Linked DNA regions of Homo sapiens: region 2 is linked to region 1. A link is an interaction called in ENCODE POLR2A ChIA-PET data of the cell type or tissue named here. Cell type or tissue: OCI-LY7. All regions are shown on one strand. Links, peaks and the distances in the headings refer to the core of each region. The heading gives the core; the rest is flanking DNA. Region 1 overlaps SNAPC1 (small nuclear RNA activating complex polypeptide 1). Region 2 overlaps HIF1A (hypoxia inducible factor 1 subunit alpha).

Evidence for each region. Peaks named below come from ENCODE experiments on the same cell type or tissue, not always from the same donor. Only the 100,000 strongest peaks of a DNase experiment are listed, where the experiment ranks them.
Region 2: POLR2A ChIA-PET joins it to region 1 with 6 read pairs; 3 of 35 experiments call an interaction of 5 or more read pairs at or near these places.

The regions. Positions count from the first base shown.
Region 1 is chr14:61,778,905-61,782,904 of GRCh38, reverse strand. It overlaps SNAPC1 (small nuclear RNA activating complex polypeptide 1), which reads right to left. Exons shown (of 10, transcript NM_003082.4): 7 at 3,995-4,000; 8 at 508-658. Among named protein-coding and RNA genes, the nearest start is that of SNAPC1, 18 kb to the right of the region's middle. In OCI-LY7, for the core only: no CTCF peak of the experiment used is centred there; no DNase peak of the experiment used is centred there.
Region 2 is chr14:61,701,317-61,708,708 of GRCh38, reverse strand. All of the region lies in intron 1 of HIF1A (hypoxia inducible factor 1 subunit alpha), which reads right to left. Among named protein-coding and RNA genes, the nearest start is that of HIF1A-AS1, 9.2 kb to the right of the region's middle. In OCI-LY7, for the core only: no CTCF peak of the experiment used is centred there; no DNase peak of the experiment used is centred there; H3K27ac peaks cover 417 bases.

The sequences.
Region 1 (4,000 bases), core at 1-4,000:
TTTGAGAGTCTTGCTCTGTCACCTATGCTGGAGTGAAGTGACATGATCTCAGCTCACTGCAACCTCTGCCTTCCAGGTTCAAGCAATTCTCGTGCCTCAGCCTCCCAAGTAGCTGGGATTACAGGCATGCGCTACCATGCCCGACTTTTATATTTTTAGTAGAAACAGGGTTTCACCATGTTGGCCAGGCTGGACTTGAACTCCTGACCTCAAGTGATCCGCCCACCTAGGCCTCTCAAAGTGCTGGGATTACAGGCATGAGCCATAGCACCCGGCCAGGCCAAAATTTCATCATCTATAAAACGATACATTTGATATGATTCCTAGGATCCCTTTCAAGCAATAAGATTCCAAGAATCTAACAGAATTTATTTTTAATATTAAATCTCACAAAAATGTTCTCAAACAAGTATCTAATCCTTCTTAACAAGGAAATAAACATGAGGCAAAGTTGTAAATAAAACCCATTCTCCTTTGTTGAATCTTAGTAAGACTTTAAAAAGTTACCTTTGTTTCTGAGAGACATCTTCCTTCCTGCTGGTTTCAATCTTTCTTTCTTCTCTTTTTTCCTAGTTGCTTTGACTTGCCCTTGACCAGATGCAGAATCAGAGTCAGAAGAGTCGAGTTTGACTTGACGATGCCTTCTTGATTTGGATGCCTTAAGAGTTACAATCCAATTAACCAATAAATTATAAAATGAATCCAAATGATAAAATTGAGAGGAAGACAAAATGTACAATCAAAGATGAGGAAAGATTTACAGAAATATCTGTCATAAAGTACTTTACTATTACCCCTGGCTGGCTTACTATAACTACCTGTGTCATGTAAATAGTCTCTTATTTTTATAACATGAAGTTTCCTGCAGCTGTCATCATCATCTACTCACATGGGCTTAAAATGAAGTTGTTCTATTATCTGGCATGGTTAGGCAACAAAGGTGTAGAGGCATCTTCTAATAAATTTATTTCCCTTAGGCACTACCACGCATTCCAAGTAGAAGTACTTCACGCTTGGCTCCAGGTTTGGCCATGTGGCCCAGATCTGGCCACAATGAGTTTAACATCCCCATGGCCAGGGTAATTTGTTGGGAGTGGGGAGGCAAGCAGGCGGGGTATGTGGTATGTATCATGGCTAATGAAATGCTATTTTGGAATTGTCTAACTATTAAGAAGGAAAAATTCTTTCTTGCCTTGGAAGCTAAAGCTGGGAACATGCAAGGCTGGAGCTGTCAGGAAAACAGCACTTGACGGCAGTGAAAATGGAGGGCCAGTCTTAATGATAGCTTTGTCTGCGACACAGATATCTTTAGCCAATCCTGGCTAAGGATTTGTTTTGTTACATCAGTAGGTGAATTCCCTTACTTGCTTAAGCAAAGAATTTTCAGTTAATGCTGTATATGCAATACAGGTATTAACAATTCTTTTTTCTGTCCTTTTTTTTTTTTTTTTTTTGGAGATGGAGTCTTGCTTTGTCACCCAGGCTGGAGTGCAGTGGCACGACCTCAGCTCGCTGCAACCTCTACCTCCCGGGGTTCACGCCATTCTCCTGCCTTAGCCTCCCGAGTAGCTGGGACTACTGGCGCCCACCACCACGCCCGGCTAATTTTTTGTATTTTTAGTAGAGATAGCGTTTCACCGTGTTAGCCAGGATGGTTTCGATCTCCTGACCTCATGATCCGCCCACCTCGGCCTCCCAAAGTGCTGGGATTACAGGCATGAGCCACCGCACCCGGCCAACAATTCTTAAAAAGCAACCACGTATAGCTGTCTCTCAGTATCCATGGAGGATTAGTTCCAGGACTTCCTTCGTATACCAAAATCCAGAGAAGCTCAAATTCCTGATATAAAATTGTGTAGTATTTGCATATAACCTATGCACTTCCTCCCATATACTTTCAATCATCTCTAGATTACTTATAATACCTAATACTATGTAAATGATTGTCATATTATTCAAGGAATAATGGCAAGGAAAAAAGTCCACACATATTTGGTACAGATGCATTTTTTTTTTCAAATATTTTCAATCCACAATTGGTTCAATCCATGGATGCAGAAACCACAGACACACTACAGTAACCAAAACAGAATGGTACTGGTACAAAAACAGACACATAGACCAATGGAACAGGACAGAGAACTCAGAAATAAAGCCACACACCTACGACCACCTGATGGTTGACAAAGTTGACAACAAAAATTGAAAAGTGAGACCTAATTAAACTACAGAGCTTCTGTACAACAAAAGAAACAACAGAGTAAACAGACAACCCTACAGAATGAGAGAAAATAGTCACAAACTTTGCATTCGATAAAGGTCTAATATTCATAATCTATAAGAAAATTAATTCAACAAACAAAAAACCACCCCGTTAAAAAACGGGCAAAGGGCTGGGCACAGTGGCTCACATCTGTAATCCTAGCACTTTGGAAGGCTGAGGTGGGACTGAAAAAACAGGCAGGTGCATTGAAAATCTATAGAGAATAGTGTCTCATTCCTCAACCTCAGAGCTAGGCAACTGATCTCCTGTACAAAACAGAAGGCCTGCTCTCTGAAGAGGCTAAACGAGAAAGGATGTGGGCTCAAAGGAAACTGGTGTAGGTGAGGAAGGAGATGAGGCCTCTTATTGAAAATAGAGGGGCTGAGTGAAACCTGCATAAGGAATGGTGAGCCTCGTGGCTGATTCTCTCTGTAGGCTCCCAAAACATTGGCAGCTGGGCTTATTTCCCACCCTCCTCCCCTAGACAAGGGAGTGAAAGATTGCTCTCTAAATAACTAGCTCCAAGACAAAGAAATCTAGAGGTTAGATAAGCTCCTGATCTCCTCTTGACTACCCTTAAATATGAAAAGACATCTGAGGATCTTCAATCATTTTTAAAAAGCCAACAAAATGGGCCAGGTGCACTGGCTCACACCTGTAATCCCAGCACTTTGGGAGGCCAAGGCAGGTGGATCACCTGAGATCGGGAGTTCAAGACCAGCCTGGTGAACATGGAGAAACCCCCAACTCTACTAAAAATACAAAATTAGCCATGCGTGGTGATGCATGCCTGTAATCCCAGCTACTCGAGAGGCTGAGGCAGGAGAATCACTTGAACCTGGGAAGCGGAGGTTGCAGTGAGCCAAAATTGCACCATTGCACTCCAGCCTGGGCAACAAGAGCAAAACTCTGTCTCAAAAAAAAAAAAAAAAACCAACAAAGTGAAAGAGTTCAAACAAATAGAAAAAAAAGAACTCAAAGGAAATGGGAGGAACCATCAAAAAAAAACTGTAGTTAATATCCTTAAAGAGAAAAAGTTATTGCATCCTGTGAAAAAGAAAAATACATTTAAAAAAATAAAACAAACATTCAGAGAACAAAAAAAATTACTGGTAATGAAAAAATATCAGGGGAAATTTTTTTAAATCAATATAATGGTTCAGAAGATAAAAGCCTAAGAAATCTCCCTGAAAACAGAAAATGAGACAGAGACTGGAAATAGAAGAGAAAAATAAGAAAAGCTGAAGAAGAGAAAAGATGCAGGAAAGAATATTTGTATCAAAGAAACAATACAGAAACTTCTTCAGAACTGAAGGATATCAGATTGAAAGGAGGTCACCATGAGTGCCAAGGGCAATAAACAAAAAAGATGTACACCAAGTTACATTATATGTATTAAATGAAATTTCAGAACTCCAGGGACAAAGCAAAACCTAAAACCTTCCAAAATCAGGAATACTAGAAGCTGGAAGACAATAAAGGAAATGGCATCAAAATTCCAGGTAAATATTAGAAGAAACTGCTAAAAGAGAAGAAGTGAAAGATGCTGTCTCTGAAGGTTAGGAATACAAGGGTGGGAAGTGGCAGAGAAGGGGACTGTTGTGCTATATAATCTCTCTAGCATTATTTGACTTTTAAAACTAAGTACATGTATTACTACTTTGATGAAAAATTGAAATATAATTTAAAAAGCAGTCAATTTCCAAATTACCTTATTAAAGAATAACTTACCTGTAT
Region 2 (7,392 bases), core at 2,111-6,110, 76 kb after region 1:
GGATGCAGTAACCAAAACAGCATGGTACTGGTACCAAAACAGAGATATAGACCAATGGAACAGAACAGAGCCCTCAGAAATAATGCCGCTTATCTACAACCATCTGATCTTTGACAAACCTGACAAAAACAAGAAATGGGGAAAGGATTCCCTATTTAATAAATGGTGCTGGGAAAACTGGCTAGCCATATGCAGAAAGCTGAAACTGGATCCCTTCCTTACACCTTATGCTAAAATTAATTCAAGATGGATTAAAGACTTAAATGTTAGACCTAAAACCATAAAAACCGTAGAATAAAACCTAGGCAATACCATTCAGGACATAGGCATGGGCAAGGACTTCATGTTTAAAACACCAAAAGCCATGGCAACAGAAGCCAAAATTGACAAATAGGATCTAATTAAACTAAAGAGCTTCTGCACAGCAAAAGAAACTACCATCAGAGTGAACAGGCAACCTACAGAATGGGAGAAAATTTTTGCAATCTACTCATCTGACAAAGGGCTAGTATCCAGAATCTACAATGAACTCAAACAAATTTACAAGAAAAAAACAACCCCATCAAAAAGTGGGCAAACGATATGAACAGACACTTCTCAAAAGACGACATTTATGCTGCCAAAAGACACATGAAAAAATGCTCATCATCACTGGCCATCAGAGAAATGCAAATCAAAACCACAATGAGATACCATCTCACACCAGTTAGAATGGCGATCATTAAAAAGTCAGGAAACAACAGGTGCTGGAGAGGATGTGGAGAAACAGGAACACTTTTACACTGTTAGTGGGACTGTAAACTAGTTCAACCATTGTGGAAGTCAGTGTGGCGATTCCTCAGGGATCTAGAACTAGAAATACCATTTGACCCAGCCATCCCATTACTGGGTATATACCCAAAGGATTATAAATCATGCTGCTATAAAGACACATGCACACGTATGTTTATTGTGGCACTATTCACAATAGCAAAGACTTGGAACCAACCCAAATGTCCAATAATGATAGACTGGATTAAGAAAATGTGGCACATATACACCATGGAATACTATTCAGCCATAAAAAAGGATGAGTTCATGTCCTTTGTAGGGACATGGATGAAGCCGGAAACCATCATTCTCAGCAAACTATCGCAAGGACAAAAAACCAAACACCGCGTGTTCTCACTCATAGGTAGGAACTGAACAATGAGAACACATGGACACAGGAAGGGGAACATCACACGCCGGGGCCTGTTGTGGGGTGGGGGGAGCGGGGAGGGATAGCATTAGGAGATATACCTAATGTTAAATGACGAGTTACTGGGTGCAGCACACCAACATGGCACATGTATACATATGTAACTAACCTGCACGTTGTGCACATGTACCCTAAAACTTAAAGTATAATAAAGAAAAAAAAAACACAGAATGCTGAGCCTTACTTCCAGAGTTTCTGATTTATGAAGTCTGAATGGCGCCTGAGAATGTGCATTTCTAACAAGTTAGTAATGCACCAACTAGGTGTTACCAATGATGATAATCTGGGGACCACTCTGAGCCCCTCTGCTCTAAGAAGATACTTAACGTGTTCTTCAAAAATGCCCAAAGAAGTAAAAGAGCAACGCTCAAAACTAGTTTGTTACATACTTTTCTCTTTAAAAAACCTACCCAAATGCTTTACAAATACAGGAAATATATCCACCTCCTAAGACATTAATACACCACATACTTAGAACTTAGTAATTATAAAATACACTAACTACACTGACTAGACTATTCAATGGTTGACCTGTGGTATATATCCACAATCATCAATAGAACTTTTTTCCCCCAAATATAGAAGGCCAAATCCCAACCCTGGAAATTCAAATTAAAGGCTTGGCACATCTGTTTAAAAAATAATATCAACATAATCCTGATGAGCACTCTTAGCTGTTTAAAGTCTATGTTTCATTTCTGAGTGCTTGTAAAATTTACAGATCCCTGAGTTCCATCCCAAAATTACCAAATCAGAATCTCTGGCGAATGGGTCCCTGGGAATCCATAGAGCAACTAGACACTCAGGTGATTTAACCACAGAAGTTTGAGAAACATTAGCAGGTCTTAAAGCAAAAGCTTAACAGGTAGGCCAGCAAATTTTGAAAAACGAGAATAATTTATTTTTAGCTATAACTGAATACACATCCTATAACATACCATGTTTGTCAGGCAAAACACTGAATATAGTGAGTTTCACAATACTATGTAATGTGAGGTATAATTGCTAAGAATAAGAAGCTAGCAGTAAAAGTCAATAAGCCAGCAAGAACAAGTGTGCGTTTAGTAAAACTTTGCCTTAAACACGTAAGTGCATGAGTAGAGTTCAAAGATGACCTAAGGAAGAATGTGGCAACTGAATTTTTTTCCAGTTCTCTGAAACAATTTTTTAAAAGTCAGCTTTTAATACCTTCATGAATGTCACAAACATTCAAGAGTGAAGAATCACTGTTCATGGTTAAGAGCTGTGTATCACTGACTTTCCCCAAATTACCTACTCTATCACTCTTCTTTCTCTGCATTGCTTCCTTCTCAGCTTGTAAATCCTTTTCTTTCTGTTTCCCTTATTTATATGCTCTTAGATGGTAACAGATCTAAGACTAGAACCTAAGAAGGTCAGTGACCCTAAACTTTGTGTGTATGTAGAAGAATGTGTCCTTGAAATAATTATTTGCTTAACTTTAATAGAAGATGCATAAATAATAATAAAGTACTTACATAACAGGAAAAAACACATGTATTGAAATAAGGGTGTACAATAGAAAGCATACCCTAAAGACTTCTTCTATTAAATATTTAGCTCTAAACCTTGACCATGATTAAGATTCTGGAAATGACAAAGGAGCAGCTCTCCTAAAGCAAGAGTCTCTGTTTTCCAACTATACTAATCCATCCTATCCAATATTACCAAATAAATTTTCCAAAGTGACCTTCTGATCCTGTTTCTTTGTCTTTAAAAAGGGTTAGGTAACACTATTAGTGTGTGGCAGATCTCAGATTCCACCTGAGAATCTCCACCCTTTTCCCCATTTTAATATGAAGCCCCATTTTTAATATGGCCTATGCCTTTCCACAAATCAGATGCTCAATATATAATTTTTAAATTAAAAGATTCAAGAAATTTGGGACTATTTTTTAAGAATAGAAGGAAGAAACATGATAGCTACCCTCAGATATTTGAAAAGGATATCAAACAAAAGGCGGATTTGGTAATTTATACAACTCCAGAGAGTAATAAATAGGAATTACAACATGGCAGTGCTTTGTTTAATAGAGTTAAAGCAGTGTTGAAGTTACACTCTATGAGAATTTTTAAAACCGTGTTTTCATTTTGGTGGCATTGTAAAAAAAGAAAAGGCATATTCTACATCATCTAAATGATCTCTCCATAGTTCTGTATACTTGCCTCAAGCCTTCTGTGTTTGAGGCTGCATTTGTTTATGATCAAACTGTTACCAAATGACCACTAAAAGGAACAAGGTTACATTTTTTAATGCAGTATACATACTCAGACTGAGGTCACTGGGTACATCTCAAAAATTCAGAGGATTATTTTGCTCCAAAAGAGATCTGAACATTAATCCTGTGTTAAGAAACACAGGAATAAAAAAGAAAATAAGTAGATTGTCTTGTGAGAATGTTTTGTGTATGTATGTCTGAAAATTCTAAAAGCAGACTGGCCAATGCGCCTGTGGTGGTTGACATTAAATAACAAAACTTAAACCCAAAAGTCTGTACTTCGCAAGAACCTCAAACTTTAAAGTGCAATGAACTGAAAATTTAAAAATGGAATATGCTATGAATGAATGAATGAACATAAAAAATGGAATGTTCAACTGTGGCCTAAGCCATCAACGATTCAATGCTGTACTCAATAAATTAGCTGCACAAATACCTGTTGAATAAATGAATGCACAACAATCTGTTACAGGACATAGTATAATAGTTAGGTGCCTGAGTCATGGTTAAGCGTTGAAGAAATTTTTTGAACCACTGAAATAAGTCAACTTAAATTATTCAAGAAAATATCCCTTCATCCATTCACAGTGAAGGCTTTGACTACTGGTTTGACACTATAACCATTTAAATATTTTAACTATGTTAGCTACAAAGGCAGGCAATATCCAACTTTCCTCTGCTAACAAGTTAAAAGACATTTAATGAGATTCTGGACACAAAGGACATGGAAATGTAGGCTTTCTTAATTTCCCCCTCCTTTAACATCCCAAATAAATAGCTTTGAGAACATTTTTCTTCCTTTAGTATTACCACTATGGAAAATTATTTTAGAATAACATGTCTATACATAAACCAGTATTTAGTCTGCAAAGGCCAGATGTTTATGGAAAAAAAACCAAGTAAAGGAAAAGCATCAGTAACTATTCTGCCACTATTATTTACTCACTGGTGGTGAATAGCCTTCGTCAGATTATCACAAAGAAGGCTTGAGCGATTCTAAACAATGTTGAAAACAACTTAACCAATACTATAATATTATGAATATATGGATAGTTTCTACTTAATTAAGCCCTTACTTTGTGCCAAGAGCTGTTCTGAGTGTTTCATATGAGTTGATGTATCATTTCATTCTCATAACAATCCTATAAGGCAATTATTCTTATCATCCCAATAAAGCAATTTGTGTAAGATCACACAGTAGAGCTAAACGATCTAGAAAAATGTGTGATCTTAACACATATTTAGTAGAGAAAAGGATCATCTTTTTCTTGAGATGAAAACCCTAACCCATAGAAGAAATACTCAACTTCCCAAAAGTCATGACAAGAACAGCTTGCAGAATGACTACACTTGGTAGAAAACTATAGAATATGAATTCAAATGACTTGCAACAAAAACTCATGGCCCATTAATTACTGGTCAAGAGTTCTGTGTATAGTAAGATAATATTCTACAAGAAGACCATCAAATATGCTACAATAAGACATATTTGACTCATGTAATCAGGGAACTCCATTCACATGGCCAAGTAGGGCAAAACGTTTTCTTCTAGGAAACTGATATATAGACACTAGAAGAGAGAGGGAGTTTTTTTTACTTTTTTTTTTTTTATATTACAAACTGTATGGATGCAGGTATGGGGATGCTAGCCGTCCTCTTCCACACCATACAGACAGCCTGTCAGTGGCAGAGTAAGGCCAGCATGCAAATAGAGCAAAGGTATACAAGCCAAGTAATATCAAGACAAAAGTCAGGGATTATTACACTCTGAGATCATTTGAGACTCTAGATTTGTCTCTTAAACCAAAATTAGATTGTGTTAGCCAATGACTACATTTTCCCCTCTTAAACTAGATTGAGTTGTATTTTGCTACTTGCAATAAGAAGAATCCTAATATACTTATCAAATTGCCAGTGTTCCAAATTTAAAACTTTAATGATGATAAAGTTCAAGAAAATGACACTCTAAAATACAACTAGGTCAAACTTTCTAGAAGATAAACAGGCAATTACATTGAAAGCTTTAAAATGGATACTTTTTGACCCTGTAATTCTACTTCTTCTAATTTATTATTAAGAAAGAACCATGAGGCCGGGCATGGTGGCTCACGCCTGTAATCTCAGCACTTTTCTCACTTTTTTGAGAATAGGTTTGATAAAAAGGCAGTAATGGTAAAACAGACTATATCTGAAATCTGGAGAGTATTAAGAGCCATATATTATGTTAAGTACCCAACATTAATATTATCTAATTTAACCATCACCACAAGCCTACAAAATTCTGATACTCTTCCTCACTATTTAGATGGGAAAAAATGTAGATGTAAATTTTTTAAAAGCAGGTTAAAAACAGTACTCAGTCCCTAATCCTACAGTTATTAACATACAGATGTAACACAGAATTGAGAAATAGTAGACAATGGTCTCTACATAGTGAAAAAGCAGGTGATTTTTATTTCTTTGTGCACCTGTGTAGTTTTTAAATTTTTTCCTCCAAAATTTTAAAATTTCATTAACATTAAAATAGTTTAGCCAGATCAAATGATTGTAAACACACTCAGGGAACTCCTATTTAAATGGTATTCTATTATAAAGCAAAGAGAATAATCAATGCTCTTCTATTATAAAGCAAAGAAAATAAACCCCAACCTTACTATAAAGTAATAGAATTTAAATATCTATATCAAAAAAAGTCAAAGGAGATTCTTTAACTTTCTTCTTACCAATCAGTGAATCTCAGACAGGGAACTAAAGAATTAAAACATTCTTTTTAATTTTTTTTTTTTTTTTTTGGAGACAGCATCTCACACTGTCATCAGGCTGGAGTGCAGTGGCGCGATCTTGGCTCACTGCAACCTCTGCTTCCCAGGTTCAAGCGATTCTCCTGCCTCAGCCTCCGAGTAGCTGGGATTACAGGCATGTGCCACCACATCCTGCTATTTTTTTTTTTTTTTTTTTGTATTTTTAGTAGAGACGGGGTTTCTCCAAGTTGGTCAGGCTTGTCTTGAACTCCTGACCTCAGGTGATTCACCTGCCCCGGCCTCCCAAAATGGTGGGATTACAGGCAGGAGCCACCGTGCCGGGCCGACAATATTTCTAAAGAAACCTTTTAAAAACCTGCATTCTCTTTGTTCATCCAATTATTCAATCATTGTCTCATTTGTTAATTCAAATACTTATTAAGAGCTCACTGTGTACACCACGTACCAGTATTCACACCACAGATTTCTTTTTTAATTTTTTTGAAACACAGTCTTGCTCTGTCACCCAGGCTGGAGTGCAATGGGGCGATCTTGGCTCACCGCAACCTCCGCCTCCCAGGTTCAAGCAATTCTCCTGCCTCAGCCTCCTAAGTAGCTGGGATTACAGGCACCCGCCACCACGCCTGGCTAATTTTGGTATTTTTAGTAGAGATGGGGTTTCACCATGTTGGCCAGGCTGGTCTCGAACTCCTGACCTCAGGTGATCCACCCACCTCGGCATCCCAAAGTACTGGGATTACAAGCATGAGCCACCGCGCCCAGCCCACAAATTTCAAATTCAGCCTACTTGGGATTTGGTCCACTGAAACATATCCAGTTTTATAATGGAAAGGGGGAGGGTAGAAATCATTTTAAAGAAATTTGCTTAGCATCTGAATTTACAAGACTCTTAAGAACAGAAACGTATCCCAACCCTCAAAGACTTCAACTTTCGCCTTTAAACCTTATTTTTAACCATAGTATTTTTCAGCTGGAAAAACAAATCCTCCCAAACTACTTGGAAAAAAAAAAGGGGGAAACACGGGGGACCTGTCCTTAATGAGTGAAAATTGCAATATTAAATACTAGACACTTTTAAATTAATTTGCCTAAATATATTGTGACTTTTCAAACAAGTGAAGAACTACATACAGTAAACTATGTTCCATCACTA